3 separate regions of the Homo sapiens genome follow, and regions 1 and 3 are each linked to region 2. The links are chromatin loops, found by intact Hi-C in ENCODE. Cell type or tissue: mammary epithelial cell. All regions are shown on one strand.

What was found. A loop is a pair of places that touch in the nucleus more often than their neighbours do. Peaks named below come from ENCODE experiments on the same cell type or tissue, not always from the same donor. Only the 100,000 strongest peaks of a DNase experiment are listed, where the experiment ranks them.
Region 1: a loop joins it to region 2, with 10 times the contacts of the local background. A loop is called at or near these places in 3 of 110 quality-filtered maps.
Region 3: a loop joins it to region 2, with 5 times the contacts of the local background. A loop is called at or near these places in 67 of 110 quality-filtered maps.

Annotation. Positions count from the first base shown.
Region 1 is chr1:27,554,711-27,559,710 of GRCh38, reverse strand. AHDC1 (AT-hook DNA binding motif containing 1) reads left to right here. Exons shown (of 9, transcript NM_001371928.1): 4 at 828-1,005; 5 at 1,181-1,406. Among named protein-coding and RNA genes, the nearest start is that of AHDC1, 47 kb to the left of the region's middle. RefSeq lists enhancers at 2,140-2,229, 3,741-4,296. In mammary epithelial cell, CTCF peaks have their summits at 1,566 and 2,806 (motif pointing left); DNase peaks (open chromatin) are centred at 1,660, 2,260 and 2,755; H3K4me3 peaks cover 331 bases; H3K27ac peaks cover 1,416 bases.
Region 2 is chr1:27,298,614-27,303,613 of GRCh38, reverse strand. WDTC1 (WD and tetratricopeptide repeats 1) reads right to left here. Exons shown (of 16, transcript NM_001276252.2): 13 at 2,153-2,388. Among named protein-coding and RNA genes, the nearest start is that of TMEM222, 21 kb to the left of the region's middle. RefSeq lists enhancers at 1,725-2,238, 2,239-2,751, 2,897-2,956, 3,779-4,292. In mammary epithelial cell, a CTCF peak has its summit at 2,644 (motif pointing left); DNase peaks (open chromatin) are centred at 2,633 and 4,013; H3K27ac peaks cover 1,644 bases.
Region 3 is chr1:27,042,810-27,047,809 of GRCh38, reverse strand. LOC101928391 (a long non-coding RNA gene) reads right to left here. Exons shown (of 8, transcript XR_007065559.1): 4 at 2,791-2,916; 5 at 2,495-2,592. Among named protein-coding and RNA genes, the nearest start is that of TENT5B, 32 kb to the right of the region's middle. RefSeq lists enhancers at 1,006-1,506, 4,984-5,000. In mammary epithelial cell, CTCF peaks have their summits at 1,712 (motif pointing left) and 3,105 (motif pointing left); DNase peaks (open chromatin) are centred at 1,399 and 3,079.

The DNA of each region.
Region 1 (5,000 bases), 260 kb before region 2:
GGGTAAACGCCAGCTGCATATACACCCTTGTGGAAATTCGCATCCACCATCACTCTGAACAGCACCTCTCACATCTGCATTGTCAGTAACCTGTTTGCATTATAGTTTCCCCAGATGTTCCTCCCCATTCATAAGATCTCACTTTTCCTATTTTATACATGAGAAAACTGAGAGCCAGAAAAGTTAACTGACTTGCCCAGAGTCACACAGTTATGAAGGTTGAGCCAAGGACTGTCAGACTCCCAAAGGCCAGGTTCCTTCCACTATAGTATATGTGCATGTATATGCATGTGTGTACATAGATGTGCAAAAACATTGCTTCTCAGTAGGAGCCTGGGGTTTCAAGAAACAGGTTTGGCTGGTGCAGTGGCTCATACCTGCAATCCCAGCACTTTGGGAGGCTGAGGCTGGAGGATTGCTTGAGCCCAGGAGTTCGAGACCAGCCTGGGCAAGATGGTGAGACCCTGTCCCTACAAAAAATTTAAAAAAAAAATAGCCAGGCATGGTGGTGCATACCTGTAGCCCCAGCTACTCGGGAGGCTGAGGTGGGAGGATCACTTGAGCCCAGGAATTCAAGGAGGCAGTGAGCTATGATCATGCCACTGCACTCCAACCTGGGCCACAAAACGAGATGAGGCCCTGTCTCTCTTATTTTTTTTTTTAAAAAGAGTCTCACAGTTCCCAGGTGGGATAATGCGATGAGGTTGGAGGTGGATGGGACTCCATGTAGGAGAGCTTCCTGGCTCAGTGTCCGCCTGCACCCTGCTGTCTGGCTGGCTTACCCTGTGTCCATGCTTATCTCTGTGGTGCTGTGTTTGCTTCCACAGATGGGAGCTTGCCTGATTGTCAACCCATCGGCCTGGACCCCAGAGCCCACCCAGTTGAGCGTGTGCAGAGGGCCCCGAGTGCGGGGCGACGCTCAGGCCGTTGCAGAGACCACCCTGGAGATGCTGATGAAGACAGGCCTTTCCTGCTGAGCCCAGCCTATCTTCGCAGCCTGCTCAGGTAACAGTGTGCAGGGAAGTCAGGCTTGGGCCTGGGCCACCCCCAGGAAGTGGGGATCAGGGGAACTTGCCTCCCAGTCCCAACAGGGATCCCCTCCCAGCTTAGGTCAAAAAGAGCTTCTTTACAGAATCAAAACATATTAACCCAACATTTACTCAAACTCCCCATTATCCAGAAAGGGGAACTGAGGCTCATGGATATACAGTGAGTCCTACCTCCTAGCCTGAGGACTCTTCCCTGCGCCTTGATGACCTGAGAGAACTGGGAGGAGAAAGGGGTTGTGACAATGACCAGGACTCAGGGCAGAGGTGGAAACCAGAGTGCCTGATGTGTGCAGCTGCTGACCCCCCCAGGACACCTCTCTACCGGAGTCTGTGGAAGCAGAGAACTGGGAGGCCAAGGTGAGGTGCTGGGAGGGCCTGGGTAGCCCAGGTATGCTAAGGTGCCCTTGCAGGACAGGGAGGGGGCGGGGGCAGTGGCAGGACCCACCTCCCTACTCCTGGCCCAGGTTAGCCCACCCAGGCTCAGGAGCTGCAGAGCCAGGTGAAGCTGCCCTGCCCTGCAGAGGCAACTCCCTGAACTGACACATGAAGCCTGCGGCTCCAGGAAGCTCCCTAGAGCTGAGCCTGCCTGGGGACCCCACCCTACTTCCAAAGGAGCATTCCTGGGGCCTGAGGTCTGGGGGTGGAGTCTCCTGGGATTGTAAGGGTGGGGAGGTACAGCTGTGGGAGGATGCGAGGCTGTGTGTATCCGAATGTAAATGTACAGGGCACTCAAGCTTGTGTGCAAGCAGGTGTGTGTGGAAGGCTCTGTCCTTCCGTGCACATGGGGTAATATACAAGAGTTGTGTAAGTGGACTGGGCTGGGGAGCGTTCAAGGGCTGTGTATGTGGTACCCGGAAGTATGAATATGCAGGATTCTGGGTGTGTACTGGGCAGGTGTGGGGATACTGTGTGTGCCACACTGGATGTCATGTGTGCAAGGGTGCTAGTGTACACTGGAGAGATGTGTGTATAGACAAGATCTGAATACACTGCGATGGTACGGTGTATGCACACGGGGATCTGTGTGTACACTGGCTAAGTGTGTGCTCAGGGTTCTGGGTGCACAGTGGGAGTGATGTGCACATGTGGCTCCATTTGTGCTTTGGAGGTGGGTTGGGCAAGCCTTGAGCTGAGCTGGGCTCAGCAGTGCCCAGCCTTGTGGCCAAATTGCTGAAGTCACTTCCTTTCCAGCAGCAACTTTCCAGGAGGAGGAGTTCTTCAGACCTGGGCGGGGAGCGGGGGGGCGTGGAACAAGGAGCTCTCTGGGGAAGGAGGTGGGCGGGGGTGAGAGGCTGCAGGGAAGGCCTAGTGGGGCTGGAGGAGGGGAGTCCTCCGGGAGACAGAAGGAAAGACAAGGACGGGAGTCTGGAAGGGCCAAGGGCAGGAGGGGAGGGGGGCGGAGCAGGGCGGGAAGCTTAGTCCCTGGGTGACCTCGGAGGGAGGAAGGGAGGGCCGCCGGCAGGGTGACCCTCGGGTCCAGCCAGAGCTGGCGGTGGCGCCCACACACCTGGCACCCAGGGCAGGGGGCTGGCAGGGGGCGGTTCTGGGGCAGACCTGCTTGCCAGGTGCCCTGTTCCAGGGAGGAAGGGGGTGGGCGAGGGTTGCACAAAGGAGCTCTGTGTGGCTGGGGGTAGGGTGGGGTGGGGTGTGCACTGCTGTGCTGTGCTGTGGGGGGGCCCTGATGGCCCCAGGGGGCGGGGCAGGGCCAGCTCCCCTTGGGGGCATCAGTGGCTCCAAGGGGACACCTAGTGGCGAGGGAGAGTAGTGCATCTAGTTGGATGGCTGTTGGTGGGAGGTGGTGACTAGAAGCTGAGAGGAGGATAGATTAGAAGTCAAAAATTAGAACTGATGGTTGGGACTAGGACCGTTGTAGGAGGCTGCAGGGGAGGGCGCTGAATCTCTGGACACCAAAGAAGTTTGATTTACAGAAGCCCAACCTAAATTCAGACACCAGCTTAATTGAATGAGATGGCTGTTTGTTCTTAAGGGCATAACTTAACCTCTCTGTGCCTCTATTTAAATGATGCCAAATGAGTGACAGCTGCCATTATTATTGCCATCATTGTTATTTGTATTATGATATTGTGCCTGGGATCAGGTTGAAAGAAGATATTCAGGTGTTACTGTGTGGGCAGGTAGGCGGCTGAAGGGAAGGAGGTGGACAGAGGTGATGACTAGTCCCTGAGGGACAGATCCTGAGAGATAAGGCCCCTGGAGGAAAAGGGAGGTGATGGGAAGGTCTCAGAGCAGCAGTAATGGCCCCTTTGATGCAGTGTTTTCCATTTGAGGACATCCCAGGGCCTTCGAACCAGGCTGGGAGGGAAATGGTGGGGGAGGAGGAGTGTGCAAGCTGGAGAGAGGGTCATGAGGCCGGAAGTGAGAGCTGGGGCTGGCAGCCTGGCTCCCCTGGGGAGGCAGTGGGTGGGGGAGGGGAAGGAGGGCTGGGGAAGGGGTGGGGTGGTCACAGCCACAGCCGGGGAGGGTGGGGCTGGGGACTCAAGGATGTGGGCTGGCGCTTCCCGGCACTGTGCACAGCAGGTTGGGGCCCCCAGCCCCCTCCCAACCAGCTGGTGTCCCTATGGGCAAGCTCAGACACACTGACCCAACAGCAGACAGGCAGACAGAAGTACCCCTTTGACTTTGTCCACAGACCAGGGCTAGGTGGTACCCTTGGGAGGGGTCCAAGAGAATGGCCGCCGGGGTGTGGTGAGGAGGGGAGCCAGCTGTTTCCCTCAGATCCTGGAGGCTGCAAAAGAGAGCAGTGGCCAGCCTCAGGAGGCCTGGCAGGAGGACGTGCCCAGAGGTCTTCACGGGTGGGTTGAACAGAAGCCACCACCGGAGAGGAGGTTTTTCTCTTCTGCCAAGATCACACCCTCAGGCCCCAGCTGGGAGGTCTCCAGGGCGGGGAAGGCTCGGCTAGCCTGACCCTCAGTAAGGGAGGGAGGGAGGGGGCTTCTGGTGGGCATCTCCAAGTGGGTGCCAGGAGCCACGGCCCAACCACACTGTTGGAAATTGGACTTGGAGGTTCCAGAGTCTGAGCCCCTTTTCTCGTTTGTGAGGGTGTCACCCACTGTCCTCCCTGTGAGGGCAACAGTGCTCCAAGTTCTTGGACTAGAGAGATCCTGACCTGGGAGGGGCCAGGTCCACAGCCAGGCCTGGGAGAGAGCAAAGTAGGTGGGACCAGTAGGTGGGACAACGAGGAGCAGCTGAGTCCTGGAGCCTGCAGAGAGAGAAGGAACAGTGGATAGAGGGATGTTCCACCTGGGTGGGCAACCAAAGGGCCCCTTCCTGTGCCATTTTGTGACCTCGGACAAAGTCTCTTTCCCTCTTCAAGTCTCAGTTTCCTCATCTGTAAAATGGGAGGGGCATGAGATGGCACTAGAAAGTGTCCCCACTGGGGTAGCTGGTTAAAAATACAGATTCCCAGATGTCCCTTCACATCTATGAGTCACATTCCCCTGGACTAGGGCCTGGGTATCTGGAATGTTACACAGCTCCCCCAGGCCCAGGCTTTGGAAGCCAATGGGTTAGATAATTTTAAGGTTCCTCCCAGCCTTAAATTAGACCACGGCGCTAGAAGGAGCATTTTCAGAAGTGGCTGAAGGATTGTTACAGGAGCTGGGAGTGGAAGGAGGCTTTGGACTTAAGGCAGAATTAGAAATCCTGCCTCTTAGCAGCTATGTGACTTCAGGCAAGTTACACATACACTCTGAGCCAGTTTCCCCTGTAACATGGGGATAATAAATCATGCCTCCCAGGCTGCTGTGAGGATTCAGTGGGTCACAGATGTGTAGGTGCTTTGTAGATTGCAAATCGCTGTCCCCCAAAGGGGAGTAGAGAAGTGTCTCTTTCTACTTTATCCTGTCCCCGAGTCAGCTCTGCAGTCTTCCTGTGGGGTGACAGCATGGGTAGGTGGGGAGAATCTACATGGGTCTGTGGCACATAGGTCCC
Region 2 (5,000 bases):
CAGAGATCCAGAAAAGGTAAGCGCCTTGTTCCTTTCTCTCCTTCCCTATTTTCCCCCACCTATGGCTCTGTTTTCAGTCCAAAGTCTGACAACATAGAGCTACCTGCCTCCACCCTTATCCTGGAAAACTGGGGAAAGGTTGTGAGGAAGATGCATCTTTGGATCTAGCCCCTGAGGATGTTCAAGAGGAGACCTTTGATGCCAGGAGGGCCCTGGTTCAGGTCCCTAAATGAGGGCCTGAAAGCCCCAAAGATGCAGAGACTCAAAGTCTGTTTCTGTGGAGGTAAGAGGCAGGGGAGGGTAGAGTGAGGCACTAGCAAAGAGAGAATGGATGACTTTTTTTTTTTTTTTTGAGATGGTCACGCAGGCTGGAGTGCAGTGGCGTGATCTCGGCTCACTGCAACCTCCACCTCCAAGGTTCAAGCGATTCTCCTGCCTCAGCCTCCTGAGTAACTGGGACTACCAGGCACGTGCCACCACGCCCAGCTAATTTTTGTATTTTTAGTAGAGACGGGGTTTCGCCACATTGGCCAGGCTGGTCTCAAACTCCTGACCTCAGGTGATCCACCTGCCTTGGCCTCCCAAAGTGCTGGGATTACAGGCATGAGCCACCGAGCCCAGCCTGGGTGACTTTTATAAACAGATTCATGGCACTTAGGGCAGTAAGGACCATGCCCTTACCCTCTGGAAGACAAGTTATTAGGGTCCCAAATGAGAGTCACTGATCAGTTAAGTGACAGGTAAAGTCACACAAGTTTTCTCAGTTCCTTAAAAGTGACTCACTCATACCTGCTTCAGGGCCTTGGAGCATGCTGGTTCATATGCCAGGAGCTCTGCATCTCCCACAGCTACATTTTGTTGTTGTTGTTGTTTGAGACAGGATTTTGCTCTGTCACCCAGGCTGGAGTGCAGTGGTGTGATCATGGCTCACTGTAGCCTTGACCTCCTGGGCTCAAGTGATCCTCCTGCCTCAGCTGCCCGAGGAGCTGGGACTACAGGTGTGTGCCACCACCCCTGGCTAATTTTTTTTAATTTTTCTTTTGTTGAGATGGGATCTTGCTATGTTGTCCTAGCTGATATTGAACTCCTGGGCTCAAGCTATTTTCCCACATCAGCCTCCCAAAGTGCTGGGATTATAAGCGTGAGCCACCGCGCTAGGCCACACAGCTATATTTTGTATCTAGTTAATGCTTCCTTTGGATCCTTTAGATCTTAGTTTAAATGTTTCTTCCTGAAGAACCCCAGAATGCCATCAAGCCCACCCCCTCCCAGCATGCACACCATTCAGGTCCCCATGGCACTTGTCATACTTTTTTGTTTCTCCTTTATCACTTGGTTCCTTCACTAGACTGTAAATGCCATAAACACAGAAATTCCACGTGACTTAGTCACAGCTCTATTCCCAGGACCCAGCACAGTGCCTGGCACATGGCAGGTGTCTGATAACTATTCATTAAACAAATTAATTTATCACGTGGTTGGTAAACTGCAAAGGAGAGAGGTGAAGATCCATGTCTGCCTCCTATGAGCTCACCGTTCACGTTTACAGACCACACTCCGATGGCCCAGTTCATTCTCCAGCACACTGAGGGGAGCTGGGCAGGGCTTCGTGCTCTTTGTGCAGGTAGGTAGAGAGGCTGTGCTTTCTTCAAGGCCACACAGTCAGGTGGTGGAGCTGCATTTGGAACCGAGGCCCCACATTCCAAGCCTGAGGCATTTCTACTGCTCTGCGCTATTGTCTCTGCTGCACTTGTACACTCGGAACAAACACAATGACCAGCTTCTGCCTCTCAGATGCCCAAGTGGAACCACCAGGGCCCTGTCTAAGCAGGTGTGAATGCCTAGCGGGAGCCTGACTGAGCTCAGCTTCCTCCTATCCTGGGCACCAGGCACTCCCCCAGGTGCTTTAAACATGCCATTTAAACATGCTGATCCTCAATAGAAACGCTCAGTGGGAGGTGCTGGCATGCCTCCTTTTCAGACCAGGAAACACTCTGAGAGAGACACCAAGTAACTGCCCCAAAGTTGCATGGTTTCTGAATCAACATCTGAACCCAGGCCTCTCCAATCCCAGAACCATGACCTCTCCAGAATGTCATGCAGCATCTCAAAGAGAAAGAGTAACAGCACCCCCTCCTCAGTGCCCACTCACCACCATCATTTTTAGAGAAGAGGGCAGCTGTGATGTCGCGGCCCAATGCATCACAAGCGCTGCTGTGGGCCTGCTCCGGAAATTTCCCTTTGAAGTCGTCCAGGCACTCCAGGGCTTCAGCCACATACTTGAGCTCAAAGAGGCAGCGGGCCAGGCGAAAGTGTGCCTTCAGGTGGCATGGGTTTAGGGAGATGGCCTTGAGGCAGTCCCTCAGGGCATCATAGTGGTCACCATCCCTGGGAAGGCAGGGAAGAGCGGCTTGGAGGTGGAGCCACGTGGCAAGCAAGGGGTCCCCATTCAGTCTCCTCTGCTTCCTGTGGCCACCCCAGCCCACCACTGACAGATCTCATGGCAAGGGGACTTGAGGACGAAGAGAATCCTGGCTCAGCCCAGGCCTCCCCCATCAGGAGACAGAGTATGGTTAAGGAGCAAGCCAGGAAACCCTGAGGTCTTGAGGGTGGCAAAAGCTGGTGTCAGGCTGCCCTCTGCTGGGCACAGAGTGCAACTGCACACTGGCTCACCCCAGGCACCCGCAGCTCTGCAGCAGAAGGCCTGGCATCTTGCCCACCACAGGCTCCCCAAGCCCTCCTTCTCTCTTCCCCCATCCACCTTCTCAAATCACCCCCGGCTGGCCTTCAAAGCCACATCCAAGGCAGGGGGCCCTCAAGGACAGTTCTGTGGTCTGGGGAAGCCAGAAGTGTCAGGCTGGGGACGCAGGGTCTGACCAGCAGGCAGCAAGCCCTCAGCCAGACCCCCCCCTGTCCTGGCTGACTGATCCACAGCAGCTGTGGCCTCTACCTCCTGGGGCTGGAGGATGGGGCCTGACAGTCTGGCAGAGTCAGCTCTCTGGAAGCTGATGGTAAGGGGGGTTGTGCACACCAGGAGCTCCAAATCGTCCCCACTCACTTCTCCAACCTCCTGAAGCATGGATGAAGGGAAGTGGGAGTGCTTTTGATGGGGAAGCGGGGAAAGAGGAAGTGAAAGGAGGTCAGAGAAGCCCCTCCTTTTCCCACCCTGTGCCAGAATATAGGAAGCATACTCCCCCAGCACCCACAGACCTGTCCTTGCCTCTTGTCTGGAGAGCCAGACAGGCCACAGGAACTGCTTCTTCAGAAGCCATTTTTTTTTTTCAGCTGGGCTGGAGTAGGCCTAGGACCCAACTGTGCCAAGCAGCAGTAAGAGGCACCCCTTAGAGTTAATGGCCCCTTCTCCAAGGGCACAGCTCACAACAATCCGGCATGGCTAAGGCAGGCCTGACATGGGAAGGTTCTTCCTGAGCCTCCTTCTGCAGCACTCAGAGGGAGCACCCAGTCCTCGGAACAGCCACGCTCAGACCAGGAACCAGCAGCTCAGCCCATGTGGGGGCAGGCAGGAAACAGAGCTGCTTCAATGGCGTGGCCTGCGTCAGGATGAGTGGCTCTGACGAAGGAGCAGGCACTGTTTGGAAACCCAATTACTGCCTGCAAGGTGCCCCTCTGAGCTCCTGGGGAGAGCCAGACCAGAGACCAGCCAGGAGCCAGAGGGTGACAGCTCCCACTGCATCCAGGAGCAGATGGCAGCCCTGGGGAGACTGGCCCAGGACAGAATGTGACATTCTAGGGGTCACTGGCAGGCATGTGGGGATGGGGGTAGAGAGCAGGCTGGCCCCAGGGCTCACCCTTCCTAGACTCACTGCCAGATCAATCTCCCTGAAAGGACAGCCCTCGGCACATCCCTCTCCTGCTCAGAACTCTCCAGTAGCTGCCCATCATGCACTGAATCGAGGCCAACGTCACCGCTCTGCATTCCAAGCTCTCCCTAGGCCGGCCCCAGGCTACCTCACAGACTCATCTCCTGCCAGTCCCTTTCCGAACCCTCTGCTCCAGCCAAATGGATTTGCTGTTCTGCAAACAAGCTCTTCAGTCAGTCCCCCACCCCCATGCCTTTGTTCACACCATTTCATCTCCCTGGAATGTCCTTCCCCCACAGGCCCCTCCTCTCCTTCATCTCCTGTCTAAGCCTGCCTACACTTAAAGCCCATTCAGACGCCATGTCTTTCTGATGCTTCCCTGCTCCCCAGCTAAAGCGACCCAACTTTTCTTGATGCCCACAGCCCTTTACCTGACCATTCACAAGACTCACTGCTTCCTATCTCTTTAATGCTGAACTATGTCCACCACTTTACCCACTGTCTGGAGAGGCTCCTCTGGAGCACAGGAACTCAGAGTGATAGAACTTTGTGTTCCTAGTACCTAGCACATAGTAGGAGCTCAGAGAACATGCTGAGGGCACATATGGATTAGGAAATCACCAACCTCTCTTAGCAAGAATGCAGGAGTGAAGCTGAGCTCTTAGCCTACAGCCTGGATGAGGACCACTGAGTTCTACCCAACTGTTTGTTGGACAGAGAGGTGAATCAACTCACGATTCATCCAAAACAGTCATCTCCTGGGTTTGGCTACCACCTGAGCCCTTGGCCAACTCCTGATGCCTTAGCTAAGGCCGGGGGACAGCATCTTCCCCACCCCCACCTAGCATTACCATCCTGCTGACTTGGGTGGGTTTCTTAAGTTTCCCTCTCTGGCCTGCCGAGTTGCAGCCAGACGATGGCACACCAGCTGGCCTGTCTGTCTGGGCAGAGCCGACGGATGCCAGACGGAGCAGAAATGGCTGTGGGCCCAGCTCTATCCATCTCTAGTCCTGGCCCTGGCTGGGGGATGGGGGGGCGGGGTCTGCATGTCTGCTTGCCTGCTGGTGCTGCAGGCAGTAGGGCTGGGGGCCCTGATGGTCTCCAAAGATGAGGAGTTCTTTCAGATATGGTCTACTTCTTTATTACCAGCCACCATACCCTAGCGTGACCCATAGCCAG
Region 3 (5,000 bases), 260 kb after region 2:
ACCAGGGACCTTTCTGCTCAGGATCTGCTTCCCAAGGACTCCTACTCTTTTCTCTGATTCTCCTTTTAGGGAATCCCTGAGACGCAGGAGCACTGTGGTGACTTCTTTCCTGCTGCTGTCACAGTCACGGGGCAGAGGGCAGAGACCCTAACCTAGAAGAGGAAGGTTTTCTCCCTGATGCCCCACAATTGTGCACCCAGCATACAGGGAAGAGCCAAGGAGCCAGGGAAACACTGCCCAGCCAGCACCCAGTGGGACAGATGTGTGCCCTGGCCCCGGTGCAGACCTCACTACCATGATGGCCTGCACACCCTGCCTGCCCACCTCCTTCCCCTTGGCCTGCTGCCCCTACCCCAGGGCAGGGTCTCAGCTGAGGAGGGAGCTGTGGTCACCCCAGCACTCCTTGCCTGCTGAGTTGGGATGGGACTGTGCTTGTAGTTATTCCCACTACATTCTGGAGAACTTTCCAGGCCCTTGGGAAGCGCATAGGAGGTGCTTCTTATGCTGCAGTCCTCCATGAATGTGAGTTTATGGGAAGGCCAGGGAAACAGTGAGGCCTGGGGACAGCTCTTCAGCCATCCTCTGGCCTGAGTAAAGCCGAGTATAGCAAAGAGATACAGCCTTCCCCGACGACCAGGACAGACCCAGAGGAGCAGTAGCCACTTTCTCACCTGTAAAATGGGAATGAAGCCGGAAGCGGTGGCTCACACCTGTAATCCCAGCACATTGGGAGGCTGAGGCAGGCGTATCACCTGAGGTCAGGAGTTCGAGACCAGCCTGGCCAGCATGGTGAAACTCCGTCTCTACTAAAAATACAAAAATTAGCTGGGCGTGGTGGTGTGCACCTGTAATTCCAGCTACTCGGGAGGCTGAGGCATGAGAATCACTTGCATCCAGGAGGCAGAGGTTGCAGTGAGCCGAGATCGCACCCCTGCACTCCAGCCTGGGTGACGGAATAAGATTTTGTCTCAAGAAAAAAAAGGGGGGGGAGGAATGAGAGCTTGAAAGGAGAGAAAGAAGTAAAGCTTTTTATTCATCCTCTGCTGAGGTGCCTTTTCCAGGTTTCCAGGGGGGTGTGGATACACCCAAAGGCAGGGCAGGGGTGGGGGGGGGGGCAGCATGGGATGGGGCCCTGAGATGGCAGAATTCATCCTCAAAGGTGAGTGAGGCCTTGCTCCTTCTGGGAGCAGCAAAGCCGGACAAGCAGAGACAAGGGCTGCTTCTTGGACACAAAGAATTCCTGGAGAGCCTCAGGAATACGACTTGGGGCCTGGACACTTTGTCAAATCAAAGATTGATTGAATCAGTGAATGGCTGAATTTATGGCTGGAGATGAGCTCACTTGGAAGCAGCCCTGTGATCATGAGAAAACTTGACCCAAAAGAGGGGGAATGGCCCGGCGCGGTGACTCACGCCTGTGATCCCTGCACTTTGGGAGGCCGAGGCGGGTGAATCACTTGAGCCCAGGGGTTCAAGACCAGCTTGGGCAACATAGCGAGACCACGTCTCAAAAAACTAAACAACAACAACCAAAAAAAAAAAGAAGGAAGGAGGAGGAGAAGAAGGATAAGGAGAAGGAGGAGAAGAAGAAGGTGGGGAGGGGGTGGGGAGAAAGGGTCCCGTGAAATCCTGAAGTCAGGAAACCTGACTCCTGCGGGGCCGCAAGGGTCAAAGAATTCCCCACGTGCGGCTGAGATTTTTGCCTCAGCGCCACCTGCTGGCGGTTACTGACCCTGGCTGCAGCTAGAAGTTACCGCCTGAATGGGGAAGATTTTGCAAAGAGGAGGACCAAGCTCTAAGATGGCCTGCCTGCTCAGCAATGGCTGCTACCTGATTCATCCTGATCCTTCCAGGAGTCGGCCAAGAAAATATATCAAAGCCTGGGAAAAGGCAAGAGATTTCTGGGTGTGTTCCTTTCAGAGGAGTGCCGGGTGTTGGCTGTGACCCTCTAGTGATGATCTGATTCTTTAGGGGTGTGTGCTTGTGTGCTTTTGATTGTCTTTGATTGGCTTTATAGCTCTGTAGGGATAGAGGCAATCTGAGGAAAACAGATCACAAAGCAAATGATTCCTGCTCATAACCGTGCAAAGGAATTTTGTCCAGTAGAGAATATAAATACCCGTAAGTCAAATTCTCAGTTGAACTTATTTTAACATCTTGCTGATTCCATGTCAATTAATAAGTCAAAGAAAATCTTTGACACATGTTCATTTTAATTTGTATGGGAGTCATGATATTGCCTCTTTGAAAGTTATCCTGGAGCAGGTCCTTTGCGCATAAGAAATCTACAAAGTCTCTCACACATTTCCTCCCTTCCCTCCCACAACCGGTTCAGGTGAGACCAACAACTGCATCCTCTGGGTCCCCAGACCCAGCCTCACCCTCCAGACTGCCAGCTCCCAAGGGCAGGGGCCAAGTCTGATCCTTGCTGGAACTGCGGCGCTCTTGTAGATGCTGTTGAATGAGTCTATGGATATATTTAGATATAACTCACCTTATTACTTATTACTTATCCATTACTGGCGATGGAGCACCAATGGGAAAGGCAATGCATGCACGTGGCCGAACGCTTCTGAGCCTCAGTTTCTGCATCTGCAAAATGAGGATAACGGGTTCGGCCTACAGATGGAGAAGTCTTAAGCCAATCCTGCCTGTTTTCCATTTATCTCTTTTGGTTTCTATTCCTACCTCCTATCCCACCCCCAGGATGCTAAGAACAGGAACCAGGTCATTTCCTCTGGCTCCCCACCCTGCAAGGCCCACAGGAAGTGTTCCGTTAAGTCCTCCTACCTGGTTCATGAATGACAAGGGGAGGAGGGGTTGGTTTAAGAAGCCTGGGCGTGGAGGGAGAGGTGCCTGCTCAGCGGGAGACTCGGGCTCCAGTGCTGGAGGGAAAGGGGTACGTACAGGGAACCCCTAGGAGACAAACCGAAGGGAGAGGCTGAAGTGGCTGGACTTTAAGCAAATCTAGTGCCAAGCCCCACTCCATCCAAGCTTGAGGAGCCTACCTGCTTCTCTGGCCCTTTTTCCCCGCAAACAGCTTCCTCTGCTAAGAAGCGCCGCTGAGTCCCTCATAACTGGGATTCAGGCGCCATCTCGTGGCCATTCCTGGAACTGCCAAGGCTGAGGGGAGCCCTGACGTCCCAGGATAGAGGAAACCAGGCCAACACTTCTCCAACTTTCTGGACCTCCATCCTCCTCATCTCCATCTTCTCCTTTCCATTTATTGAGCACTGACTATGCCAGCCTCTGTGCTCAGCCCTTTACAGGCCCTTAGCACATTTATTTCTTGAATAGCCTTAAAAGGAAGTTATATTTAAGGTATGCTTATTATCATTTTACAGCTGGGCGCAGTGGCTCACACCTGTAATCCCAGCACTTTGGGAGACCCAGGCAGGCGGATCACCTGAGGTCAGTAGTTCGAGACCAGCCTGGCCAACATGGTGAAATCCCGTCTCTACTAAAAATACAAAAATTAGCCGAACGTGGTGGTGGATGCCTGTAATCCCGGCTACTCTGGAGGCTGAGGCAGGAGAATCGCTTGAACCAGGCGGCGGAGGTTGCGGTGGGCCAAGATTATGCCAGTGCTCTCCAGCATGGGCGACAGAGCGAGACTACGTCTCAAAAAAAAAATCCAGATGTGGTGGCTCACGCCTGTAATCCCAGAACTTTGGGAGGCTGAGGCAGGAGGATCACCTGTAGTCAGCAATTCAAGACCAGCCTGGTCAACATGGTGAAACCCCGTCTCTACTGAAAATACAAAAAATTAGCCGGTCATGGTGGCGGGTACCTGTAATCCAGCTACTCAGGAGGCTGAGGCAGGAGAATCACTTGAACTTGGGAGGCGGAGATGGCAGTGAGCTAAGATTGCGCCATTGCACTCCAGCCTTGGCAACAAGAGCAAGATGCTGTCTCAAAAAAAAAAAAAATTTTACAGATGAAGAAACTGAGGCACAGAGAGATGAAAGAGTTTTCCCAAAGGCACGCAGCTAGGAATTGGACCAGAATAGCTTTTCTCTGGAAAGGAGAGTGACAGTGACGCAGCTGGTCCTGCCCCTCAACAGTCATTTGGGCCTGGAGCCCTTCAGCTCTAATTCAAATATGGTTTGGGACTGGGCACAGTGGCTCACACCTGTAATCCCAGCACTTTGGGAGACCAAGGTGGGTGGATCACTTGAGGTCGGAGTTCGAGACCAGCCTGGCCAACACAATGAAACCCTGTCTCTACTAAAAATACAAAAATTAGCCGAGCGTGGTGGCGGGCGCCTGCAATCCCAGCTGCTCGGGAAGCTGAGACAGGAGAATCACTTGAACTGAACCTGAGAGGCAGAGGTTGCAGTGAGCTGAGATAGCGCTACTGTACTCTAGCCTGGGCAACAAAGCAAGACTCTGTCTCAAAAATAAATAAATAAATAAATAACGTAAAAATACAAAAAATTAGCCAGGCATGGTGGCAGACCCCTGTAATCCCAGCTCACAAGCGTGAGCCACTGCATCCGGCCAGTCTCCTGTAATTCCATCTCAGTTCCTGTTAATGCCCTTCACAGCCCCTATCACTGTTTATATGGCCTGATTTACTTAAGTGTCTGTCTCCCACCCAAGACTGTGGGCTTCCCGAGAGCAGGGACCTTGTCTGTTTTCTTCACTGCCATGTCCCCAGAGCAAAACATGGATTCCAGAATACAAAATAGGAGCTCAATAAACATCTGTGAGTAACTGATACATAGATTAATTAATGGAAGATTAACCAAAGACTTGTCCCTGCCCTGTGTCTCAAAAAAAGACACTGTCTCAAAAAAAAAAAAGCCAGAGAGGGTGCCGAGTGTGGGGAGATAACACGAGGCAGAGGCCAGGTGGAGGAAGGTCTCTTGCCCACTGGTATGCCCAAATGAGGATGTAACATGTAGTAACAAAGGGACACAATGGGAGGAACGCAGGAGCTGCTCGCCAGGCCACTGTGCGCTTGCATCTCATTACCCAGCCACACCTCCCACTGTGCA